3 separate regions of the Mus musculus genome follow, and all the other regions are linked to region 1. A link is a loop called in an ENCODE intact Hi-C map of the cell type or tissue named here. Cell type or tissue: heart. All regions are shown on one strand.

What was found. Peaks named below come from ENCODE experiments on the same cell type or tissue, not always from the same donor. Only the 100,000 strongest peaks of a DNase experiment are listed, where the experiment ranks them.
Region 2: it touches region 1 in a loop (3.0-fold over the local background); 3 of 42 quality-filtered maps call a loop at or near these places.
Region 3: it touches region 1 in a loop (3-fold over the local background); 12 of 42 quality-filtered maps call a loop at or near these places.

Annotation. Positions count from the first base shown.
Region 1 is chrX:163,905,472-163,913,471 of GRCm38, reverse strand. Ap1s2 (adaptor-related protein complex 1, sigma 2 subunit) reads right to left here and starts at 4,455. Exons shown (of 6, transcript NM_001290379.1): 1 at 4,199-4,455; 2 at 1,965-2,143. The coding sequence starts at 2,143. It overlaps Gm52456 (predicted gene, 52456), which reads left to right and starts at 3,941. Exons shown (of 2, transcript NR_165469.1): 1 at 3,941-4,061; 2 at 4,174-5,362. In heart, CTCF peaks have their summits at 484, 3,881 and 4,497; a DNase peak (open chromatin) is centred at 4,381; H3K4me3 peaks cover 2,597 bases; H3K27ac peaks cover 1,594 bases; H3K27me3 peaks cover 395 bases.
Region 2 is chrX:164,073,142-164,081,141 of GRCm38, reverse strand. It overlaps Siah1b (siah E3 ubiquitin protein ligase 1B), which reads left to right and starts at 4,649. Exons shown (of 4, transcript NM_001308385.1): 1 at 4,649-4,955; 2 at 5,473-5,564; 3 at 7,792-7,852. In heart, no CTCF peak of the experiment used is centred here; DNase peaks (open chromatin) are centred at 4,621 and 4,931; H3K4me3 peaks cover 1,797 bases; H3K27ac peaks cover 1,193 bases.
Region 3 is chrX:163,823,829-163,831,828 of GRCm38, reverse strand. It overlaps the pseudogene Gm20188. Among named protein-coding and RNA genes, the nearest start is that of Rnf138rt1, 66 kb to the right of the region's middle. In heart, a CTCF peak has its summit at 4,231 (motif pointing left); no DNase peak of the experiment used is centred here.

The DNA.
Region 1 (8,000 bases):
CTCTTCTGGCCTTGGCAAAGCTCTCCTATATACTCTCTATACATGCTATTTTGATTTCTCCACCTCTCCACCTTTGCCTCATTATATCAAAAGTTCTGTCTCTACTCCACTGAAAATGTTCTGGCAACAGTCAATGCATGAAACGCTCACCGTAAGACTCCAAGAGCTCTCAGTCTTAGTGACCTTCATGTAAACCTGGCATTAGTGTTCTTACTCTCAAGTCGCTCTGCCTCCATGACTTTACTGACCTGACACACTCGGCTGCTTCTTTATCCCTTCCACCTGCTGATTATCTGCTATGCTATGTCTAACTTCCACCCTCAAGTTCCATGTCTATTCCCACCCCATCCCATCAGAGAACAAGGGAACAATAAAAGGCCACATGGTGACTCCACTTCCTTTCCTAGGTAACAGGTCTCTCAGAGGTCTTTCTGGCCTCTCAGCTCAGGAACCAATCATCATGCAGTCCCCTACTGATCCTGCAGGTGCCAGTCTCAGCCCACTCCTCAGCCATTGTTTTACTGCACTCTTTGCAGAAAATGCAAATCTGATCTCTATGTCTTTCCACACCTATTTAAAACTATTGCCTCCACATTTAAGACTTAGATTGTAGCCCAAAGCCCATCACTAGTATATGACCTTGGGCCAAGTCACCACTCACAAATTCTCATCTTTTATAAATTGAAATTTGAACAATAAACTGTTTTTTCAAATCCAGTACCTGTCTCTTGTGCAGAGAGCAGAGACCAACTGAGCCAGAGTACAAGGTTCCTTTTTCTGATTCCACAAAAGCAATTCTATTTCTATTTGCTTTATTCAAGATTCTAACCCTGGGCAAAAAGATTGTAAGTGTGTTCTTAAGGATTCTTCCAGTTCTCAAATGCTATGTATGATCTTTCTCAACAAATACTAAACCAAACATTGGATACAAAAATCACCCAAGCTGATGAAATTTACTATGAAAGAAGAAGTCTAATGGTCTCAATGTCCTATTAATCTCTGTTTTCCCCTGCCACCTCTTCCATAAAACACACCCATATTTGAAATATAGTGATAGAAAATTACACTTCTCTCCACCATCACTGAATTGCATACTGTTCTCTGAGTACTCCCCATACAAGACCATGTTTTATATGAAGAAATGCTTTTATGTTGAATTCAGTAAATTATTCAAAGGGGACCAGAAATGGGGAAGAAATAAGGAAATGTTCCCTCAAAAAAATCCTATAAAAGAAGAAATTATATTTCTTTTAAACTGCTTAGAAAACTTTTGGTTACCAACAAAATAAAGATATGTAGCATTAAAGAAAAAACTGTGTAAAAAAGCTATTTTTTTACAAGTTATTTTGAAACATCACTTTAAAAAAAATCTATCCTTGGTAAAATTATCATATCTAAACATAACTCCTTCACAGCAAAAAGTCTATTTTAAATTAATAAATGCTACTAGGAAAGACATTCTATATATACACAAAGTATTTAAACATCTGTATACTGAGATGGTCTATGTGTCCAGGATCTTTATGAATAAGATTAATTCTAAAAGTCAGAAAAGAAATACCAAATATCAGTAATTATTTTATAGATTTGTTATAACAAGGAATTATTACACTGTTATCTATGCATGCAAGAATTTAGCGAAGTACTTAAAAATTTAAAATACCCTATTTACCCCAGTAATGAATTTACTAAATTTTTCTAAAATGGTGATTAAGCAGGAATAATTGTCTGTCTTTTTTATATAATTAATTTAAAAATGATTCCCTGCTGCTATTGCTTCAGCCTAAGGCAAGCAATCAAAATAGCAGTTACTTATTTTTAAATGGAAAGTTTTCCTTTAAATTTATTTCATTTAATATTTATTAATCTTTGTTTATTGACATAAAAGTCTGCAATTTCCTCATTAGAAATAACCCTAATATTTGACAGTATTTTACCTTTCTGATAAAAAAAAACAAAAATACCTTTTATAAACAATCTTCAGATCTCTCCACTCAAGGAAGCTGCACATCTTGGGTTTCCGTGCTAAAACGGTTTGAACAAGTTCTCTTGTGATCTTCTTCTTTTCTTTGTCTGACAGTGGGACATACCATTTCTGCAGTCGAAGCTTTCCCTGGCGACTAAAAAGCAACATAAACTGCATCTGTTAAAATAAATAAAATCAAAATTACATACAATTACCTAGGATCAACAGTCAAGATCACATGATGTTTCAGAGCTGCTTTGGGGGTACAGTAAACACCCTGACACATGATCAATAAGCCATCAACATTTCTACGCAGGTTATAATAGCAGGAAATTCTATTGGAAAGATCTTACTATATGTAGGTAAGTGTGGAAGAGTGTGTGGAAATCAGAACAGGTGGTAAGCTGGAGTGAAAATTTTGAAGAACAAAAACTCTGATAATTTCAAGAAACAATTTTCTACCTGTTCCACACTCCACCACTCTATGTGCATTAAAGGCAAATGCAGACATCAGGTAGTTGATTTAGGATGTTGATTTACATGTCTAGGAAGAGGAGACCTACTATTTTTCACCCTGAGGCTATTCTAGTTCCAGGCTGAATTTCTTGCAGAAAAACTGCTTGTCATTTAAAGCATTCCCTTCAATTTATGCTAGCATATTTTAAGCAAAATCACAATATTAATCAAAAAGATCTCACAAACAACACATTTTAAAGACAAAAGCCCGATTTTTATGTTTGCATTTCATAAAATCCAACACAAACAAGCACTCAAGAACTGAGTTAATGTATGTAAAAGAGAATACACGCTTAAAAAGCTTTATTCAAAGTTACTCATATCGAGACACAAGATATTTAATTTAAAACAACAAATTTTTGGGACAGTGCACAGAATACTTCTTTTAAAACAAAAACCACATTTGAATGTTATGCTGGATTTGAGTATGTTTTATACCGAAGCTAATTTGCATTGATTTACTTAGTATTTGCATGTCTGTTGGTCAGTCTATATTTTCTAAGGCATGTATTTTATAATTCAACTGGTAAAAGCGAGCTGTATTGTAAAGCTAATTTGAAGGTAAAATTTGGATAGGTGTTTTGTTTTAACCTTTTTAAGTTCCTTTAACAGTGACAGTGCAAGTAAGATCCACCCAAGGGCGATTCTTAATATTCACCACACAACCTTAAATTTGAACACCCGGAGGAGGAATTTACGTAACTAATATAAAATCAAATTGGCTCTAGACAGGAAATCCACCTCGCAATATCCCAAAAAGGCATCAAGAAAACATCCGGATATTTATGGCGTAGCCATTTAACTTTAATAAAGTTAAAATTGGCTATTACCCCACACAACACTATATAATTCATTGAGAGCAAAGTGCCACCCTTGTAAGTCCTGAAGACAGCGGCATCGAAAAGAACGGCATCGAAAGAACTGGACATTGAACGCAAACCGTTATCAGAACTTGGGGAAGGGACCGATCGGTTTTCTTAAATCTTGACCAGGAGAGATGGTTTGCTAATGACTGGGGTGTGCTCTAGGCTATCTGTAGCGGGGTCCAGTATCCGCCCTACCACTTTGGAGGACGAAGAAACCAAGCATTTTCCTCAAAACAAATGATGTGCTAACATGGGACGAAACCCGCGGCACAAGTATTCCTTTTCCCTCGCTTTGATTTTTGCCGCAAATCCCGGGACAACAATTTCTCCAGATTGGTATTAAAACAAAAACAAAACAAAACAAAACAAAAAACCCAACAATGAGCTCAGCCTTGGAGTGGGCTCTGGTCCAGCATCCCTGGGGTCCCGCAGTCTCGGACGCCTCCCCTCCTCCCGGGACTACACTCCATCAGTACCCAAAGCTGGGCGAGGTGACCGGCAAGGAGTGGAGCAGAGACAATGGCATCCGCTGGCCCGCCAGGGGCGCCAAGTCCTCGGTCGCCGTCACCCCAGCCCCTCCCCAAAACGCCCCGTCAAACTTGAGGCGATCAGCGAACCACAGGTGCCGCGGGGTCCCCGCGGAACCTAGGACCGGTTCCCCTGCATCACCGGCGCGCTGCCGAGTGGAGAGCGGAGCGCTACCGCCGGCAGAAGTGAGTTTCGGGGCGCGGCGCCCCGGGAGGACTCGGGGTGGGGTCGTCGGGGCGCTCACGGGGCGGCGGGGGGCGCGTCCCAGCCATCACTCCCTCTTTCCATCCCTGCCAGCTCAGCGGACTCCTTCAGCACTTACGGCGGCGGCGGGCCGCGGACGCGGCGGAGCTGGGCTGGCCGCGGAGACTGAGGCGCCGGCAGCTGCTGAGGGGAAGCCCCCGTCGCCGTGCTGTGGAAGGGAAGCCGTGGTGCCGCGGGGAGGGGACCCGTCTGGTGGAGGGCAGGCTTAGGCTGCGAGGGTAGGGCGAGCCGACAGATCCCGCCCTGGAGGCTGGACGGAGGAGGAGCCCGGGCTGCGGCGAGCGGAGAGGCGGACCGGAGACCGCGCGCCAAGCTGCCGAGGGGGCGCCAACCGCCTCTAGAGTGAGCGCTGTTGCCGGCAAGAACGAGAAGCCGATTGGTCAAATAACCGCAGGGTAGGCGTGGCGAGGGCCGGAAGTCTGGCCACGTGACCCGGAAGCGGCCTAGGCTGTGGCCAGCGCGCTTGCGTACTTCGGGCTGTGCTGCCGGGACGCGGCGCGCGCGGCTGTCCTGGCTCCTTCCGTGGCAGGGTGATGGGGCTCCGCGGCGCCCTTAGCTGACCCCGTGGTGCAGGCTAAAGGATGGTCCGCACCGCAAAGGGGCTGATTCCGAGCGCCAGTGACTCCGTGGGTCTCCAGAGGGTTGGGCGGGGAGGTGTGACAGTCGGCGATGATGGTGGGAGCCAAGGACAGGAGTGCTGCAACTCAGGGGAAAACAAGTCAGCGCTGTCGCGGTGCTCGTGCCCGCGTTTGCAGGGAGGCCCCTCCTTTCCAGCCCCAGCTAACCTAGACATTTCTCGCCACAAGCTTTGCTAGAGCCTCTCTTCAGGGCTTGCTTCCCCCAGCAGTGCGGCGGACTGGAGGAGTTGTAGTCCGCTCTCTGCTGCAAAAAAAAAAAAAAAAAAAAAAAAAAAAAAAAAAAAATCCAGACAGCGCTTAGTCCTTTTAGATCCCGCTTCCTTCTCACGGTCTCGCCCGCACCTTCCCCATCCCGGGTTCCAGTTTAGCCTTGGCTGATGACTCGCTCGCCTTGGCATGTCCTTCCTCTAATGTCACATCTATAAAGCCTCACCCTAAAGCCCCGGAACAACGAATTCCTCTTTTACCCACATGCTTCTGTTTAGCGCACCTTGGATTTTATTCGTTTAACAACCTAGTTCTCTGCCTGGTTTTAACACTACTGATAAATGTGAGTTGTCTAATAAAATTATAAAATGATGATAGACTTGTTAAAAAGCTGAAATGTTGACTTAGTCTGGGCGTATGATGGATGTCTGTGTTTTATTTGAATGGTGGAATGGATGGATCATCGAGTTCAACTCATCTTTTATAGATAAGGGGAATGGAGATCCACAGGATTAGGTGACCTTGCTTGGACAGCCATGGATTTCCCCTGTCAAATGCTACTCATTACTACTGTCACCTCTGTCCCTACAACAAAAGCCAGAACAGAGTATTCATTGGGCATGCCTTTCTTTGCAGAGATTACTAAACAGGAATTGTAAATTAACTAATGTAAGAAAAAAAAGATGCTACACTTTTAGCGAAGCTGTGTTTACTTAATGTAAAGAACCCCCTTATTAGACATCAATGTTCATTTTTATGTCTTAGAGTGCCAATGTAATAGGATCTTATACGTTAGGAATTTGAGGTCATTTTGTATATGCTTTTGTTTAGCAAAAATAAAACTAGAATACTTTCCCCTTTTCAGCAATACTATGCTGCTTGGAAAGTTTCCTACAAACGTGTGTGAGTGAAATATACTGGAGTATTAAAGTGGTCAATAGAAAGCAGAATTGGCTTTTGGTAGGTCTTTAGGTCCCCGGCCCAAATTTCTCTGTTTATTGTTGAAACATGCCTCTAAAATGCCAATGTACTTTCTCACAAGAAACAGATGTCATTAGCCAGTTCAAAGATAGCAATGATATTACACAATGAAAAACGGCCTTCTAATTCTAAACACTGCCTTTCCTTTTTGTGTTCAAAACACCTACGTCCTCAGGGTGCCTAAGTCACCACCTCCCAAGTTTAAACTCATTGGATGTGTTACTAATGTTGGTTAGTAGCTCTGGAAATTATGGGAGACTTGCAAATTGGCAGTCTCATTTCTGTGTTCCTAGCCAAAAAGAGAGAGAGAGAAAGTGGGGAGGGCTGGGGGGTAGAGAAGGAATTATGGGAAAATAATTAGCAGCTGAAAGCAGCTATTACATAATCTTGGCTGCTTATTAATTTAGCAGAAGGAATGGCTTATTAAATTCTAATACCAACAGCAAAACTGCAAACAACCTACAATTAACAGAGCAGGGCCCATTATTTTGTTAATACGTTCTCTTCCTTTGGCAAGTATATGAGAACAAAATTTATAGAAGCAGATGGTCTTTTTCAGTAGATTATAGATGGTTTATTCCCCAGTCTTAGTTCAAAGTGCTAATGGTGCATTCACTGTGAAAGACAAAAGGAAGCACGGCTGCCATCTTTGTTAGTAATTAAGTAGTTTGACTTTGATTTCCACATTTTCAAATTGTAGGCTTTGTTATATATATATATATATATATATATATATATATATATAATCTTCTGACCCACTACCTTTTTCATCTGTCATGTCAATATATAATCTTATTATTCCTTTGTGTTTGTTTTCAAGGTGATATTGCCTTCTTTATGCAACTATGGAAAACTATACAAAATCATGTGTGAAAAATTAATAACCAGAATTTGTAATTGTTTGTTAAATTTCAAAAATTGTTTTGCTGTCATGTATGCTAAACACAAGACACGATGGTAAAATAGAGATGCTATTTTTTAGCAATAAAATTTGGATACTATAAAATCTAAGGTTTTAATAAATAATTTTAGTTTCCTGTTAAATTTGTGATACCCATACATTTTTATGTCTGTTTCATCTCAAAATATGACTAAATGAAAAGGGGAAAACAGTGCAGTGTTTAAACATGCCCGCATGAGGCTGGAGAGGCAGCTCATTGGTTAAGAACACTGGCTGCTTTTCCAGAAGACTCTGGGGTGTGCTCTAGGCCTCTCTGGAAGCCAGGAACACAAGAGATGTGCAGATATGCATGTAGGCAAAACACCATTGTACGTAAAATTACATTTATAAAGATAACTAAAAAGTGACCACATGGATGGTTTGATGGGACATGCGTATGATGAAGTCAATAAGGATATCAGGGTGTACTATCAACATATTGGAATACTTTTTACTTAAAAAGTTAAAAAATTGAAAATATGGGGTATTCAAGTAGAAGTAAGGAGAGGTTATAGTAATGTTGCAGTAAATGATATCTGAAATAAGCCTAGAAGCTGAAGAAGCCTTCTTCGATTCTAGGAAGCAACCTCCAGAAACAATAGTGGATTTCCATGGATAGAATCTTGAGGTAGAATGTAACAAGAGAGATTAGTATATTTTATTTCAATTTTTAAATGACAAATCCTAAAGTAGCTAAAACCCATTTAGTTAGAGATGCATTCTATAGTACTGACTTATACGGAGTTCCTTTAGCCAGCCTTTAGATTACTTAGAAATTACCAATAATAGAATCCAGCATTAAATCAGTATATAAGTTATGTGCAAAAAATGATGCTTAGAGTTTATAAATTTGCATATCTCATGATAAAAAAATGTTGTCCCGGAGGGAGGGCAGACATAAAATGATGAATGTTTGTAAACTAGATCCTTTCAAAAATAGTTCTATCACTGCCAGAGGCCTCAACAGTGAGCTAGAGAAAAATGGAGAACGGATGCTCTTTCTATACAAAGTATTATTAGGTTATCCTCTTCCTGGGATAAGGGTATCCTTGACAGTACCTGTAATATCTGGCTTGTCACCACCTGGAGTCCAT
Region 2 (8,000 bases), 170 kb before region 1:
CACACACACACACACACACACACATATATATATATCACATACACACATGCCTAGACAAACCATTAAGAGACAAAAAGATCTCCCCAAATCTCTATTTTTGTTCTGTGTTACCCACGTATAGCCAGGCCTGGGGCCTCCCTTAAGTGTGGTTTGTATATCCAGTGAGGCTCTATTAAAATAAACTGGCTTCAACCTGTGCAGGCCCTGTGCATGCTGCTACCATCCCTGTCAGTTTGTATGTGTGTCAGTCCTGCAATTACTACTAACATAAGTTCATTTGTCTTTTAACTAACATTGGTAATGTGAAAAAGTAATTTCCTGGTTATCGGAGCCATGAGCATACACATACCAGCGATTCAAAAGCCCATGATTATTTGCATTAGTGTGTGCACACTGGAGACCAACTGTCTTAAAAGCCCCTTCCTCTCTCCCATTGTTCCTGATATTTATACTCACTCCATTTCCACATTCAAATGCTCATATGTGTTCCAGTGTACACTCAAGAGAATCTCAACTCTTTGTGCCCTAAAATCTGAACAAGCCTAGCTTTCCAGAAACATCTACAGAAATTATACAATATTTTTATCATATTCTCTTCTTGCCCAAGTCCTCCAAGATTCTTTTCTCTCTCTCTCTCTCTCTCTCTCTCTCTCTCTCTCTCTCCAAAAAAACCAGAAAATGAAATTTAAAACAAACAAACAAAAAGCAGGAAGAAAGAAAGAAAGAAAGAAAGAAAGAAAGAAAGAAAGAAAGAAAGAAAGAAAGAAAGAAAACAACGTGAAGCCAAACAAAACCAAAAAGCATGGAATCCATTTCATGTTGGTCAATTACTCCTGGGCACAGGGCCTGCCTGAAGTGTGATCCTAGGCTCATTTTAAGGTAAGGAAGTCATACACAAGCATATTTAAAAGTTCATCAAATTTTGTAAGTTAATCAATAGCTGTAATCACGATGACCTTTGTCTTTTATTTTTCACAGGTTAACATTTTTTGTTAGTCAGAGAAAGTTAATCACTACTGCTTGTGAATAAAAATTAATTCAGAGAAACCATTAAGTAAATGAAATTCTGCCAACTTTTCTAAGGCAGGATTTTTGTTTGTTTGTTTTGTTTTTTTAAAGCGAGGTCTCTATGTAGCCCTGGCTATCCTCGAACTTACTATGTAGACTAGGCTGGCCACCCAAGTGCTGGGATTCAAGGTGTATGCCACCATGTTCGGCTTTAAGACAGGAATTTAAAGGACAACTTATTCAATGAGCTGTGTCTCACCTTGGGCATGGAGATGTTATCATGAATTTCATCTATTAAAAGCAAGACTTAACTGCCCGTCTGTCCTGCAGGTGCATCTGTTTCCACTGTTGCTCAGGTGTGCTATGCAAGGATTATAGAAGGACATTGTTTTGGATTTAGAATCTACATGAAGCCCAAAGAGCCATGCCCTAGCAAAATGGAATCACTCTTTCAAAATGGCATTGACTAACCTGGAACTTTAAGGAAGCAGATGCAGCTGATCAGACCAGCTTTTCCTAAAAGTACTCTAAAGGCGCCAGAGGACCCAGGAGCTCAGTTGAAGTGGAAAGTTTAGGCAGTTCCTAAATTTCACTTATTGTCAATGTAGCAATGGTTTACATGAAAGGGGTCAGTGGATTGACACTTTCTTCCCACTTACCTCACATCATCCTCATGGGTTACAGTCTAGAGGTCTTGAATGGGTTTGTTTTCTCAGCCAGTTAAGAAGTGAAAAGGCAGGGAAAATCTCCAGGGCATCAGGTAACATTGGGAGAAATCTCAGACACAGCAGACAGTAGCAGACAAAATCAGCAGTAAAGAAAAGACTTTTAGTTGGGGTGAGGAAACACATACACACACACACACACACACACACACACACACACATACAGAGCACAAAGGACACAGAGAAAAAGACCCTCTACAAAGTAGAGGGGGAGAGCCAAGAAGGTAAAGTCCAGCCCTCAATGAGGGCTGGGCATTTTAAAGGTCTTTTGAGATGGGTCTTGCCCCCAGTTTAAGGTTGATCAGTTTGAACAAAGGGAAGGGAGGCTGAGAGCTCCACATGTCTGGGGGAAACAGGTTCCGTTTTGGCCTTGGACTTGTTGGACAGGAAGGGGGTCCCTACTAGTAAGAGAAAAAACGCCCAACAGGCTTTTTTTTTTTTTCAGACAGGGTCTATCTGTGTAGTCTTGGCTGTTCTGGAGCTCACTTTGTAGACCAGGTTGGCCTCGAACTGAGAGATCCACCTTGGGCCTTTGTTTTAAACTGCCTGTCATTAGTCTCTGGTCAGGAGGATGAGGAAGAAGCCAGCCATCTTGGAAACTCACCATCTATTGCCTAGTCATAGCCCCAAACTCTTACCTGTTTGCCTGTCAGGGAGTCTGATTAGCTCTTTGTCCCCAGCAAGGAATCACAAGTTTCCCTCAGGACAAGTGTTTGGAAGTATGCTTTATGAAACCCATATCTTGATCGGCTTTTATGAATACTCTAAAACCTTAAAATAAGTTTCATTTCTTCTGTTCTGTAGCCCTTTTAGAAACGTAGAGCCGCATCTACTTCCCACCTTCAAGTACTGTTTTGAATCTGATGATTTGCAATTGGATGCCTATTTATTCGCCTCATTTATCCCCATGTCCAAATCTTTAAAATACTTCTCTTGTAGAATGTTGTGTACATTTTAGTAGGCTGCTTCGAGTCATTTCTGAAAGATGAAGGATAAATAATGCTATCAAATTCAAAACAGTCATGTTTATAGGGTGAGGCAGAAACTAACAAACCAACAAACAAAAAACATGGATGGCATTTTGAGAAATAAATGAGGGGTCTCAGGGCCAGGGTGAACTTAATAAAAATGCTTTGTTAAAACCTATTCTTTAAAACTGGAGGTGAGGGGCTGGTGAGATGGCTCAGGGGGTAAGAGCACATGACTGCTCTTCCAAAGGTCCGAAGTTCAAATCCCAGCAACCACATGGTGGCTCACAACCACCCGTAACATAAATCTTAAAAAAAATATTTAGAGTTATAAAAAAAAAACTGGAGGTGGGGGCAGACACCTGTAGTTCTAGCACTTGGACTGCAGAGGCAGGTGAATAGCTGAATTTGAAGCCTGGCTACACAGAGAAACCCTGTCTCAAAACACACACACACACACACACACACACCAAAAACCTGTTCTTTACTCTGTGCTCGTCTAAGGTCAGGATTGTTACCCTGTGCATACACACACTGTCTTCAAGCCACACAAGGGTGGAAAGTGGAGGAGAGGGAAACTCATATTTTAAAGTGATCACAAAATCGTGACTGCTGACACATGGAACTAATCTTTGTGTGATGGAGGGGAAACTTGTAACCCTCCACACAAATGAAAAGGCGATATTGTCAGTGAATATTTGTTGAGAATTTGATTGTGTGAGGGCTGTAGTAACTACTATGGAAATGGCCAGTGGTTTCATGCTCCCAGCTACTCCTGCCGATTGGATCAACACACCAGCTCTTACCAAGCACTGGTTCCACCTATCCAGTCTCTTATCACATCTTTTTTTATTTATTTATCTTGTCCTTGAAGCAAAGAACTTCAAGATTCTTTCAGGCTTCTTGTACTTTCAGAATATAGTCACAGATTTTGAATGTAGGAACAAAGAGCGAATGGAACGGTTTTTTTCCTCCCTGTGTGCCCATTCAGAGTTTTTTGGGTTAGCATTGTCTCTGTGGGAGCCAAATTATAAGAGTAATGTCGGAGTATGGGGTAGGGGTGGAGGGCTTCAAAGCAGAGATGAAAGTGTGGTGCAGTCTAGAGAGCTTCATAGTATGAGGGAGAGCTGGTGCCTAGAAAAAGTCATAAGAACTAGAAGGGCAGTGTGCTTCCTCCACGTACCTGTCTAAAATTTAAAGCCTGCTGAGTGAGAGGCTGGAAGAAACACTGGGTTGGCTCCCCAGGTCTCATTAAAAGGGCACGAAAAAGCCGGGCATGGTGGCGCACACCTTTAATCCCAGCACTTGGGAGGCAGAGGCAGGCAGATTTCTGAGTTCGAGGCCCAGCCTGGTCTACAAAGTGAGTTCCAGGATAGCCAGGGCTACACAGAGAGACCCTGTCTCGAAAAACCAAAAAAAAAAAAAAAAAAAAAAAAAAGGCACGAAAAGGAATTGCGAGGTTTCAGTTCCACCACTGAACCCCACCACTGGGCAAGCAGTTTTGTTTCCCATCGGTTTCTGCTCATAAATTACCACTGGCAGAAACACGAAAAAATAAAAGTGTCATTACTTTACTTTTTATTTATTTATTTATTTAGCATCTAGAATTTGGACTGTTTTCAAGAGGGACTTTGGGGTATCCTTTTTCAAGAGAGACACTCGATCTGGCGAGAGAGGGGCGGCCAAGGTGAAGGCCACGGTAGGTGATTAGGGAACCTCTGAGGTGTCTTAGACTTAAAGCAGTAAAATATGCTTGCAGGGGAAAAGAGGTCTCTTTGAGAGGCGGGCTCATAGCTTGCTCTCAAGCCAAGCTCTGATAGGCCAATAAGAAAGTCTAACGAAAGAGGGGACGTGACGTGACGTGACCCAGCCAGGCTTCGGCACCATGGTAACGGCATCACCCATAAGAAGGAGCTAGTGGTACAGCCCGGAGGAAAAGGCGTGGTCTAAGCGACGGATGGAGGCGGGCTGGTGACATGGGCGGAGCGCGAAAATCGGCCTGTGGTCTTAGGCGCAAGGGTGATCGCATGCCGCTGTTCGAGATCAAAGGCCTGGGCAAGTCACTTGTGGCTGTTCTCAGGGTCTCCTCAGCGGTCTCCCTGTAGAGCTGCGGTCGAAAGCCGGAGCCGGAGCCGGAGCGAGCCAGAGCCGGATTGAGCCGGAACCGGAGCTACCGGAGGGCGGGACTTCCGGTTTCTGGGCCCAAGACAGAGGGCGGGTCAGGAGTCAAGGTCTCGCGAGGCTGCGGCGTGAGGTAAGGGGGCGTAAGCAAGCTCCTCATAGGCTGGCAGCCTCGTGCCGGGAGCCCGCGCGGAGGTTGAATTCGGTAAGGATGGGCGACTGTGTGTGACCGCGGCCGCGGGGTCGCAGGGCCTGTCTGTGGGGACAAGGACTACCCCTTTGGCCTTTACACGCACTGTCTTGAGGTACCTTGGTCCGGGGAGACCCGAAAGATGTAGGTCCGAGAGTATAACGGAGGGGCTACTCGAGCTTCCCCCAGGAACCGGCTTCCCAGGGCGCTCTCGTCAGTACAGGGTCACTAACTAACCCCTGGGGATTGGATCCGGTTTGGAGATGGGGCGACTGCATTTCTAGACACCGAGGCTGAAGACGCTGGAACTCATCCGGATTGGGGGGGGGGGGGACGGATAACGCCACCCTCCAGGGTGGGCATTGGTAGCACAGTAGTGTCGGGAACACAAGTCTGACCCGTCTCCACTTCTCAAGTTCTTAACATCTTTTTTTTTTTTTTCTTTTGTGCCCTACTCCAGATCGAGAGACCAGGAACTTCAAAATAGTGCCTGGGATCCGGATGACAGCAGGCATTAAGGGCTGGCTACTGGACTGAAGCTGCTGGAAACTTGTAAGTATAACTCCACCTCGTTTGTCTTTTCCTGAAAAAGCTTGAGAAATAATTTGAATGTGTACACCTTAGTTTGAATAATCTCTTCTGAAAACCACGGTTGCTTTTTCTCCTGCTTTCTGGACTGTAAGTCTGCCAATCTCCCCTTTGCTATCCAAAAGTTTGGTTGGCATGTGTGTGCCCGAAGAACTGTGAGCATGACTAGTATGCACAACAAAGCTTTTCTTTTTGAAACTTTAAGCATGCTGAAGTTATGCAGAAACGGAGAGAGAGTTGCAACCAGTGTCAACTATCTCAGAGTCTAGTGTGGCCTGTTTGAGGTCGTCTTTTTTTGATAAGGCAGGTCTCTATACTTCTGTTTATTTCTGTGGATCTCAACCTGTCCAGAGGTTAGATTTTTAACATTTTCAAGCAGTTCAGGGTTAATTCTAGCTGGATGGTGTGTAAGTGTGTGCCTTGCTGTGAACATGGAAAATGGAGTGAATTAGAAGATGGTTTTTCTCACATCCCTCTCTAGTCCTTTCCTGTAAGTTATGTCTGTTGAGGTCTCCTGCCGTAACATAGCTGTAGACATTTTGTTCCATGCCTGCCAGCTATTTCATATTGTTGCAGTAATATGGGTACCAGTCATTAACACAGAAAAATAACTTGACTCAAAGCAGGGTCATGCTGACCACATACCTTGTTATGTTCCGAGGTTATGACGTTTGTTAATCTTAAGAAATTCCACAACTATAAGCTTCACCAGTAGGACCTATCAAATTAAAGAACTGTTATGTGACTTCCAACATTGGCATATGAGCTCATTGTGGTTTTAGTTGTTTTAGCCTTTATAAGCTGGCCCTGAGAAATGTTTGGGGTCATAGTTCCCAAAGTCTGAGCTGTGTCAGTCAGTCCTACGGTGTGTTGTTTAATAAACCATCCCTGTTTGACTGAGGTTGGTGTTCATGTGGTTTGTGGGGTGACTCCTGAATCCCAACAATATCCAGGTCCTGATAATGCCAGGCAGAAGGGAGTAATTATAATAGGAGATAATAATTTTAGTTTTAACTATGGGTATGTGTGTAGGCTTCTGCATGAGTCCACTAAAGTAGAAAGAGGCTGCTGGGTCACCTGGAGCTCGAGTCACAGGCAGGTAGGAGCAGCCTGCCATGGCACTGAGACTGGAACTCACTCAGGTCCTCTGGAAGAGCCTTTGACCATGGAGCCACCTCAGCTCCAGGACTTAATTATTCTCCATTGTGTGCATCTTCCTGAGCCCTGTAGCTATTAAAGGGCATTTCTGACCTCTCAATAGCACCTTCCCCCAAATGATCACACTAAAATGGGTCTCAAGACATGTCCAGACCTCCCCTGATCACATTCAAAAGGGTCTCAAGACATGTCCAGACCTCCCCTGAGAAGGATGATGTTGTTAGAAAACCACGGAGACAAGACTTGTGTATATGTGATCTTGATGAGTTTAATGAAATGTCTAATATCTTTTAAATGATTAATATGTATCCACTATTGACAATGAATTAGTGTTTTTGAACATTACTTTGCTCTAAGGGTTTCTCAACTTCTTTGCAGTTTATTAATTCATGTAGGAGAGGAAACTCATTACTAGTGCTAGGTTAGTTCCACCCGAGGCTTGAAAGTGCATCATGAACACACTGCCACTGGCAGTTTCTTTTCTCCAGCATTGATTGTAGTTTCACTGAAAGGAATTAGCCCTGACCAAAATACATTCCTGGCTGCTGGTTATGCCTACACCCTCCCTCGCCTGGTTATTCAGAACACTCGCACTTGATGTGCTTAGGCTTAAAAGGTCATGTTCATCTAGTTACTAATGTTTTTGTGAGTGGGACTTTTCTTTCTGCAGGTTATTATTATGATTTGGTTTTATGTATGGAAGTTAAAAGCTGAAGGCCTGAAATCGCAATGTTCATATTAGGATTGTTTGCTGGGTTTGGTCCTAACCAAGAAAACAAAAATAGTGGCCCACAGATGCGGAACTTGATTTGATTGACTTCCCATACTGTAAGCCATGTTCATATTTCTAAATTGTTTTGAAAAAAAATAATGTACAGTAGGCCTTGATTGAGCTTTCAGGATGCTATCTACACTGTCTCAACCTATTTCTACCCAGGAAATATTATGGTCTTTGCTGCGCTCCTGAGTATATGTCCTCTAGTGATAATGCACCCTTGGTAATACTCACTGTTTCTGGCAACTTCATTGACAGGGGAAGACCAGGTGTACACTCAAGACCTAGAATGACCAAGAATGTGGAACCTTAAAAAAAGGTAAAGTGCGCTGGGCGTGGTGGCTCATGCCTTTAATCCCAGCACTGGGGAGACAGATTTCTGAGTTCGAGGCCAGCCTGGTCTACAAAGTGAGTTCCAGAACAGCCAGAGCTACACAGAGAAACCCTGTCTCAAAAAAAAAAAAAAT
Region 3 (8,000 bases), 82 kb after region 1:
GGCAGGAGGAGCTGGAAACATTATGAGTTTCACTCAAAGTCCACCTGCAGTGACATGTTTCTTCTTCCAGCAGGGCCACACACTCTAAACTTACCCCAATGGTGCCACCAGCGAGGTAGTAAATATTCAAACATCAGAGCTTATGAGGGACATTCTCATCCAAACAAGTATATGACCTATTCTGTGATCTATTGTGGCGAATTTTCTATGTACACTTGAGAAAAATGTGTGTAGATGGCTCTGACTTATGATGGTTCAACTTTGATGTTTTCATCAAATGATGATGATTTTAAAATTTTGATAAAGCAGGGATGGGGAGAATGGATGGATCAGCTTATACAATGCTTTCCATGTATCTTAATTATTTTTCTATTGCTGTGATCAAACTTATGACCAAGTAAACTTATAAAAGAAAGCAATTAATTTGGGTAATGGTTTTAAAGAATTAGAGTCCACGATGACAGAGCAAAGGAACTGGCGAGAGCTCACATTTTAATTCACAACCATAAACTAGAGGGAGAAAGCCACTGAGAATCACAAGAGTCATTTGAAACCTCTAAGCATGCTCCCAGTGATATACCTCTTCCAAAGCCACACCTCCTAATCCCTCCCAAACAGTTCTACCAACTGGGGACAAAGCATTCAAATGTATGAGCATATAGGGGCCTTTCTCATCCAAACTACCACACCATGCAAATGTGAGTACTGGGGTTCAGATCTCTAGAACTCACATAAGAACCATGTGGGCATGGTCCTTCTGTAATCCCATCTCATGAGAACTGAAGCCAGGAAACCTGGCTAGTCAGAGGAGCTAAAATGACATGTCTGAGGTTCAGTTGAAGGCCCTCACTATAGAAGACCCTCAGTATATAAGGTGGCACACGATTGAGGAAGACACCTGATGTCAGCATTAAGACTCCATATGCATTTGCATACCCATGCATATGTACCCTTCATGTATGTCCCCATGCATGCATGTGTACCACAGACATATACATATACAAACATTTAGATAAAGCACTCCCATACAATTATTGTTTTTTTCACTCAGTAATATTCAGTAAGCTACAAGAAACAGTCTATCTATTTTTATAAAATAGGTTTAGTGTTAGATGAATTTGCTCAGTGGTAGGTTAAGATGTTCTGAGAAAACTTATGGCAGGCTAGGGTAAATTAGATGTCTGGTGTTACATGTGTTAAATACATTTGTGGTTTGTGTGGCATTTGCAGGTTTAGTGGGAACATCAGAATGTATCCACACTGGAAGTTGAGGAGCATCCTTGTTCTACTGTTGTTGGATAGAATGTTCTTTATATGTCTGTTGCATCCAACTGGTCTGCAGTGTCATTTATGCCTGCTTTGGTTTAGTTGATATTTGGTCTACATGATCTATCCACCATGAAAAGTAAGGTGTTTGACATCTTCTGGGAGTGATATCATAATACTTAATGAGGGAATGGATTAGATGAATCTAGCCACTCCTCTGGCTTGCCTCTCAGTCTACAGCAGTGGTTCTCAATGTATGGGTTGTAACTCCTTTGGGGGTCATACATTAGATATCCTTCATATCAGATATTTACATTATGGTTCCTAACAGTAGTAAAATTAAAGATATGAAGTGGCAGCAAAATAATGTTATGGTTGGGGGTTCCCACAACATGAGAAACTGTATTAAAGGGTTGCAGCATTAAGAAGATTGAGAACCGTTGGTTTAGAGGCTCAAAGGAAGGACATGAGAAAGGGAACAGGACACCACAATTTCTTTCTTTCTTTTTTTACTTTAAAAATTTTTTTCATTAGATATTTTCTTCATTTACATTTCAAATGCTATCCCAAAAGACCCCTATACCCTCCCCCTGCCCTGCTCCCCTACCCACTCACTCCCACTTCTTGGCCCTGGCATTCCCCTGTACTGGGGCATACAAAGTTTGCTAGACCAAGGGGCCTCTCTTCCCAATGATGGCTGACTAGGCCATCTTCTGCTACATATGCAGCTAGAGACACGAGCTCTGGGAGTAATGGTTAGTTCATAATGTTGTTCCACCTATAGGGTTGCAGACCCCTTCAGCTCTTGGGTACTTTCTCTAGCTCCTACATTGGGGGCCCTGTGTTACATTCTATAGATGACTGTGAGCTTCTGTATTTGCCAGGTACTGGCAAAGCCTCACAGGAAACAGCTATATCAGGGTCCTTTCAGGCAAAATCTTGCTAGCATATGCAATAGTGTCTGCGCTTGGTGGCTGATTATGGGATGGACCCCTGGGTGGGGCAGTCTCTGGATGGTCCATCCTTTCGTCTTAGCTCCAAACTTTGTCTCTACAACTCCTTTCATGGGTATTTTGTTCCCTATTCTTAGGAGGAATGAAGTATCCATGCTTTGGTCTTCTTTCTTGATTTTCTTGTGTTTTGGAAGTTGTATCGTGGGTATTCTAGGTTTCTGAGCTACTATCAACTTATCAGTGAGTGCATATCAAGTGACTTCTTTTGTGTTTGGGTCACGTCACTTGGGATGATATCCTCCAGATACATCCATTTGCCCAAGAATTTCATAAATTCATGGTTTTTAATAGCTGAGTAGTACTCCATTGTGTAAATGTACCACATTTTCTGTATCCATTCCTCTGTTGAGGGACTTCTGGATATTGTAAGTAGGGCTGCTATGAACATAGTGGAGCATGTGTCTTTATTACCAGTTGGGACATCTTCTGGGTATATGCCCAGGAGAGGTATTGCTGGACCTACCAGTAGTACTATGTCCAGTTTTCTGAGGAACCTCCAGACTGATTTCCAGAGTAGTTGTACCAGCTTGCAATCCCACCAGCAATGGAGGAGTGTTCCTCTTTCTCCACATCCTTGCCAGCATCTGCTGTCACCTGAATTTTTGATCCTAGCCATTCTGACTGGTGTGAGGTGGAATTCTTTTCTTTTCTTTTCTTTTCTTTTCTTTTCTTTTCTTTTCTTTCCTTTCCTTTCCTTTCCTTTCCTTTCCTTTCCTTTCCTTTCCTTTTCTTTTCTTTAGGTATTTTCTTCATTTACATTTCCAATGCTACCCCAAAATTTCCCCATACCCTCCCCCCACTCCCCTCCCCCCCCCCACTCTCACTTCTTGGTCCTGGCGTTCCCCTGTACTAAGGCATATAAAGTTTGCAAGACCAATGGGCCTCTCTTTCCACTGATGGCCGACTAGGCCATCTTCTGATACATATGCAGCTAGAGACACGAGCTCCGGGGGGGGGGGTACTGGCTAGTTCATATTTGTTGTTCCACCTATAGGGTTGCAGACCCCTTTAGCTCCTTGGGTACTTTTTCTAGCTCTTCCATTGGGGGCCCTGTGATCCATCCAATAGCTGACTGTGAGCATCCACTTCTGTGTTTGCTAGGCCCTGGCATAGTCTCACAAGAGACAGCTATATCAGGGTTCTTTCAGCAAAATCTTGCTAGTGTGTGCAATGGTGTCAGTGTTTGGAGGCTGATTATGGGATGGATCCCTGGGTATGGCAGTCTCTAGATGGTCCGTCCTTTTGTCTCATCTCCAAACTTTGTCTCTGTAACTCCTTCCATGGTTTTGTTCCTAATTCTAAGAAGGGGCAAAGTGTCTACATTTTGGTCTTCGTTCTTCTTGAGTTTTATGTGTTTGTAGATTGTATCTTGTATCTTGGGTATTCTAAGTTTCTTGACTAATATCCACTTATCAGTGAGTACATATCATGTGAGTTCATTTACCACAAACATTTTCAATGAAAATTATTTGCATTTGAGACTTTCCTGTTGACAACTTGCAGGTATTCACAAACAGAAATAAGGAGACTGACAGATTCTGGACAGATGCTAGCTACTCTTATATAAAGATCCTAGGGGCTCAGCAGTCAATAACCTATTCATGAGGGTGGAGTTAGGTGTGTGTGCATAGAGTTATGGTATCTGTCTTAGTTGCTTTTCTGTTGTTCTGATAAAATAGGCTGGGGAAGTTAAGGAAGAAAGGGCTTTTATTTTTAGCTTACAGCTCATGGTACAGTCCACCACACTGGGGAAGTCAATGCAGCAGGAACTTAAAGCAGCTGATCCTGTTACATGCACAGTCAGGAGAGAACAATGAATGTACACACACACACACACACACACACACACACACACACGTTATTGCTCAAGTCTTTTTTCTTTACTCCTATATAGCCCAGGATCTCCTGCCTAGGGAACAGTGCCACCTACAGTTGCTGAGTCTTGCTATCTCAACTAACATAATAAAGATAATCCCCCACAGATATGCTTAGAGGCCCTTCCAGGTAATTCTAGATTATGGCGAGGTTGACAATGAGGGATAATTGTCACTTATTGTCCTAGTATCTTTCCACGTAGGTTAAGGAGCATTCAGGCTAAAGAGTAATACTACTTTCTTTCATTTATGTAATATGAAGCAAGTGGCATAGACTCTTGGGATATAGGAGGGAAGAACGTGCCCTTGTGGAGCTTTTTTTCAAGATGATAACAAACAAAAGATGCAATATAGAAACCATATACCATGTTGAAAAGTGATACTGACTGTACCTTTGGATTGCATACCCAGAGCTTCAGTAGCCACATGGGATACACGAGCCAATGGCATAGAGCAAATTAAGAGGGCAGAAGTCCAGGAATGTATTTCATACAGCCAGACAAAAAAGCTTCAAGGTAAAAAATAAAAACAAAACAAAACAAAATAAAAACCAAGACCAAACATGTTAGCACTAATCTTGTGAAGATAAACACTGTGAACAATGAAAAGGAGAAAAGAGTGAACAGAGCTTTTGAAAATATCTAGATGGAACTTGCATATTTCTCCAAAGGCCATTCTCTTGAGCTTCTGCAGAGAGCTGATTCCTCAACAGCACCATAAAAACGAAGGAGCTAATGTCATCCAAGCTACAAGATTAATGACTCCATTGGGATACAGTGATGGCGTGTCAAATTTCCCCAAAAGATCAATAAATTAAATGTTTTATACAACTCTTTTAAAAATGTGGTACTAGCCATGGAAATATAAAAAAGTGTGGAACGTGATAAGGGACACTGAGTGTGGGAGGAAAAGGAGAACCACTGGAGAATTTTTGAGCTGAGAACACAACAAGATCTTGCTTTGGCTGCCAAAAGTCCATCCTGGCTGCTAGGTAGTATGGGGAAGGGATAACTTTAGGCAAGGAGACATACTGAAGAGGGGCACTATTACAGTTTTCCTAGCAAGGGGCAAGGTGCTTGGATCATGGCAATACAAATGGAGTAGTAAGCACCTGGACATTTTCAAAGTAAAGTTCTCAAAGTTTCTTCATGAATAGGGTGAACTTGAGAAAGTATCAAGTTGTTTCCCTCAGTAACTGAAAGGTAATTATTGATATTCTCTGAGATGGGGAAGGCTGTTGGTAGAGCCAATGTTTCAGGGAGAAGACTTTAAGATGGTGAGTTTGAGACGGTCATCACATACGTCTGTTGAGTACATGATTAGATTGTAAAACCTAGAAGTTGAAGAGGAATGCATGTGGGGATATAGCTGAAGATAGTTATGTATGTAGAATTTGAAGTTGAGTTAGAGTGATGTTGTGGAGAGAGACAGGAAAAGAGAGATGGGACTGAGCCTTGGAACATTCAAGAAAAGAGAAGCAAGCAAAGACTAAGAAGAGAAACCAGATAGATGGGAACACCAAGACCAAATTAGGGTCTTGGATACCAAATTAGGAACAAGTATATCTACAATAAACAAATAAGGTTCAGTGAAATGACTTGCCAAATAAAGGCACTTGAGGTGTAACTTTGATCACCTGATTTCCATCCCTTATTCCATAATGGAAGGTGAGAACTTACTCTACATTGCCCACTGACCTGCATGGTATTTGTGTCTCCCTCCCTCATGATAAGTAGAAAATTAAAAGAAAACAATGCAATTATTTGAATTAAATGATTCACATTTAAGTGGGTGTTTTAATTAATAAAAATCAAATTAAAAAGTTCTTCTGATTCAATAATTCTGTTTTTAATAATTTCAAGGTGCATAATCTTTAAACGCAAGGGTATACAACATAACATAACCTCAAAGGAGAAAATTTAAAAGCACGTGGAATGTAGTACTTCTTAACTTTTAAAATTATGTTTATCTAATGTGTGTGCATGTGTACACACATGCCACAATGTGCATGTGGAGGTCAGAGAACAACTTTCAGGAGCTGGTTCTCTCCTTCTGACTTGGACTGGCTGAGCTATCTCACTGGCCTCAATGCAGTACTTTCACTTTATAAATGAGCCTTTCAAATCCATTATTTCAAAGGTGACTGATGAAATGGATCATCATTGCTGGAGAAATTAAGTACAAAATAAAATAGGTTTTAAAACGAAATGTTATCATAATTATATGGACAAAGAAATATGTGCAGGTCATATTTCTCTAGGCTTTCCTCAGCTTATACAAAGAGGATGCTGGCACATGCCTTTAAACCCAGCATCCAGAGGCAGAGGCAAGCGTATCTCTCTGAGTTCAAGGCTAGCCTCATCTACTTAGAAAGTTCTTGGATAGCAAAGAATACAAAGTAATACCCTGTTTTAAAATATGAAACAAACAAATTAAAGAGGTGGTAGTAAGAGCAGATCTTTGTTCCCTTCTTGCTCTTGTGTTGCTCTGGGCTTGAAGACACAAGGAATTGGGTTATTTTCAGAGTTCTAGAGAGTTTTGGTTTTATAGACCCTTGCTTTCAGTTACTGGCTGAACAGGAGATTCATTCTAATGATATAGTCCAGATTTTCGACCCAGAATTGTTTCTGCTTCTTACTGTCTGCTTACCCTATGTAGCCTAAACGTCTGATCTCGCTGTCTTCATTTCCATATCTAAAACCAGGATACAATCATTCTAGCTATCTAGTGCTGTGAAGGCATCTTTCAGTTCCTTAAAATAGGAAAATTAATGAAGATATCTTGTCTTTGATCTACTGTGGAATTAGCTGAGGTAACTCGAGACTTGAATTATCAAAGGCTAACTCATTCATTACTCTGGTTTTCATACTGGCCGTTAGCCATGGCATCAGATAGGGTAGAGTCATTGGTACTTCGTGTGGCTTATGCTTCCTCACAGCACAGTGGCTGTGTTCCCAGGGCGAGAAAGCAAAAGTCAGGATCAATTAGATGTGGTTCTTGACTGCCATCCTAACACTTGGGAGGTTGAGACAAAGAGGAGCACCATGAGTTAGATGCCAATTTGGGCGTCATAGTGGATTCCAGCAGAGCTAGAAAGTAAGATCATATTTCAAAACCTGAGAGGGGAGAGAAGGAGGGAGAGAGGAAGGAAGGAAGGAAGGAAGGAAGGAAGGAAGGAAGGAAGGAATGGAGGGAGGGAAGGAGGGGAGGGAGGGAGGGAAGAAGGAAGGGAGGGAGGGATGGAGGGAGGGAGGAAGCAGCAAGGGATTTCAAAAGACTTTCTAGTTCAGTTCCTGTAAATTGTGATTGCTTTGGTCTGCACTTGGTTCAGGTGGTGTTTTTGTAAGCTCTTCAGGTGATTCTGTGTGACCAGTACTAAGAAGTAGCACTCTTATGGATTGGGTTTTGCAGCTGATTTCCACCATTCCACTATTCATCATCTGCTGGGTTCCAGAGAGTCTGGTCATGTCATGCAATGTCTAAATGTTTGCCAAAGAAATGAGATGGGGTAAATGCCCATACAGTAGAACAGATTAATTTCTTCATGGCTCTGGAACTACCTTTGGCTATGCTGAGTTGACTATAGTTGGGTCTAGACCTAAAGGTATTCCAGCGTGACGGAAAGGCTGAGTTTTAGAACCAGAATGAGATTCCTAGGTCTATAGTCATTGAGGTCGTGATGAGATCAATTCAGTTGTCACAGGAAGTTCCCAAGTCATTCCTGCAAGTCTTCATCTCCTCATCTGAAAAAGCTTTGTTTTATTATTTGATCAGCAGCTAAAAGGAGCAGATAAGATAAAGATGAATTGTAGCCAAAGCTCCCAGGAGACCCATGAGGAATCAGCAC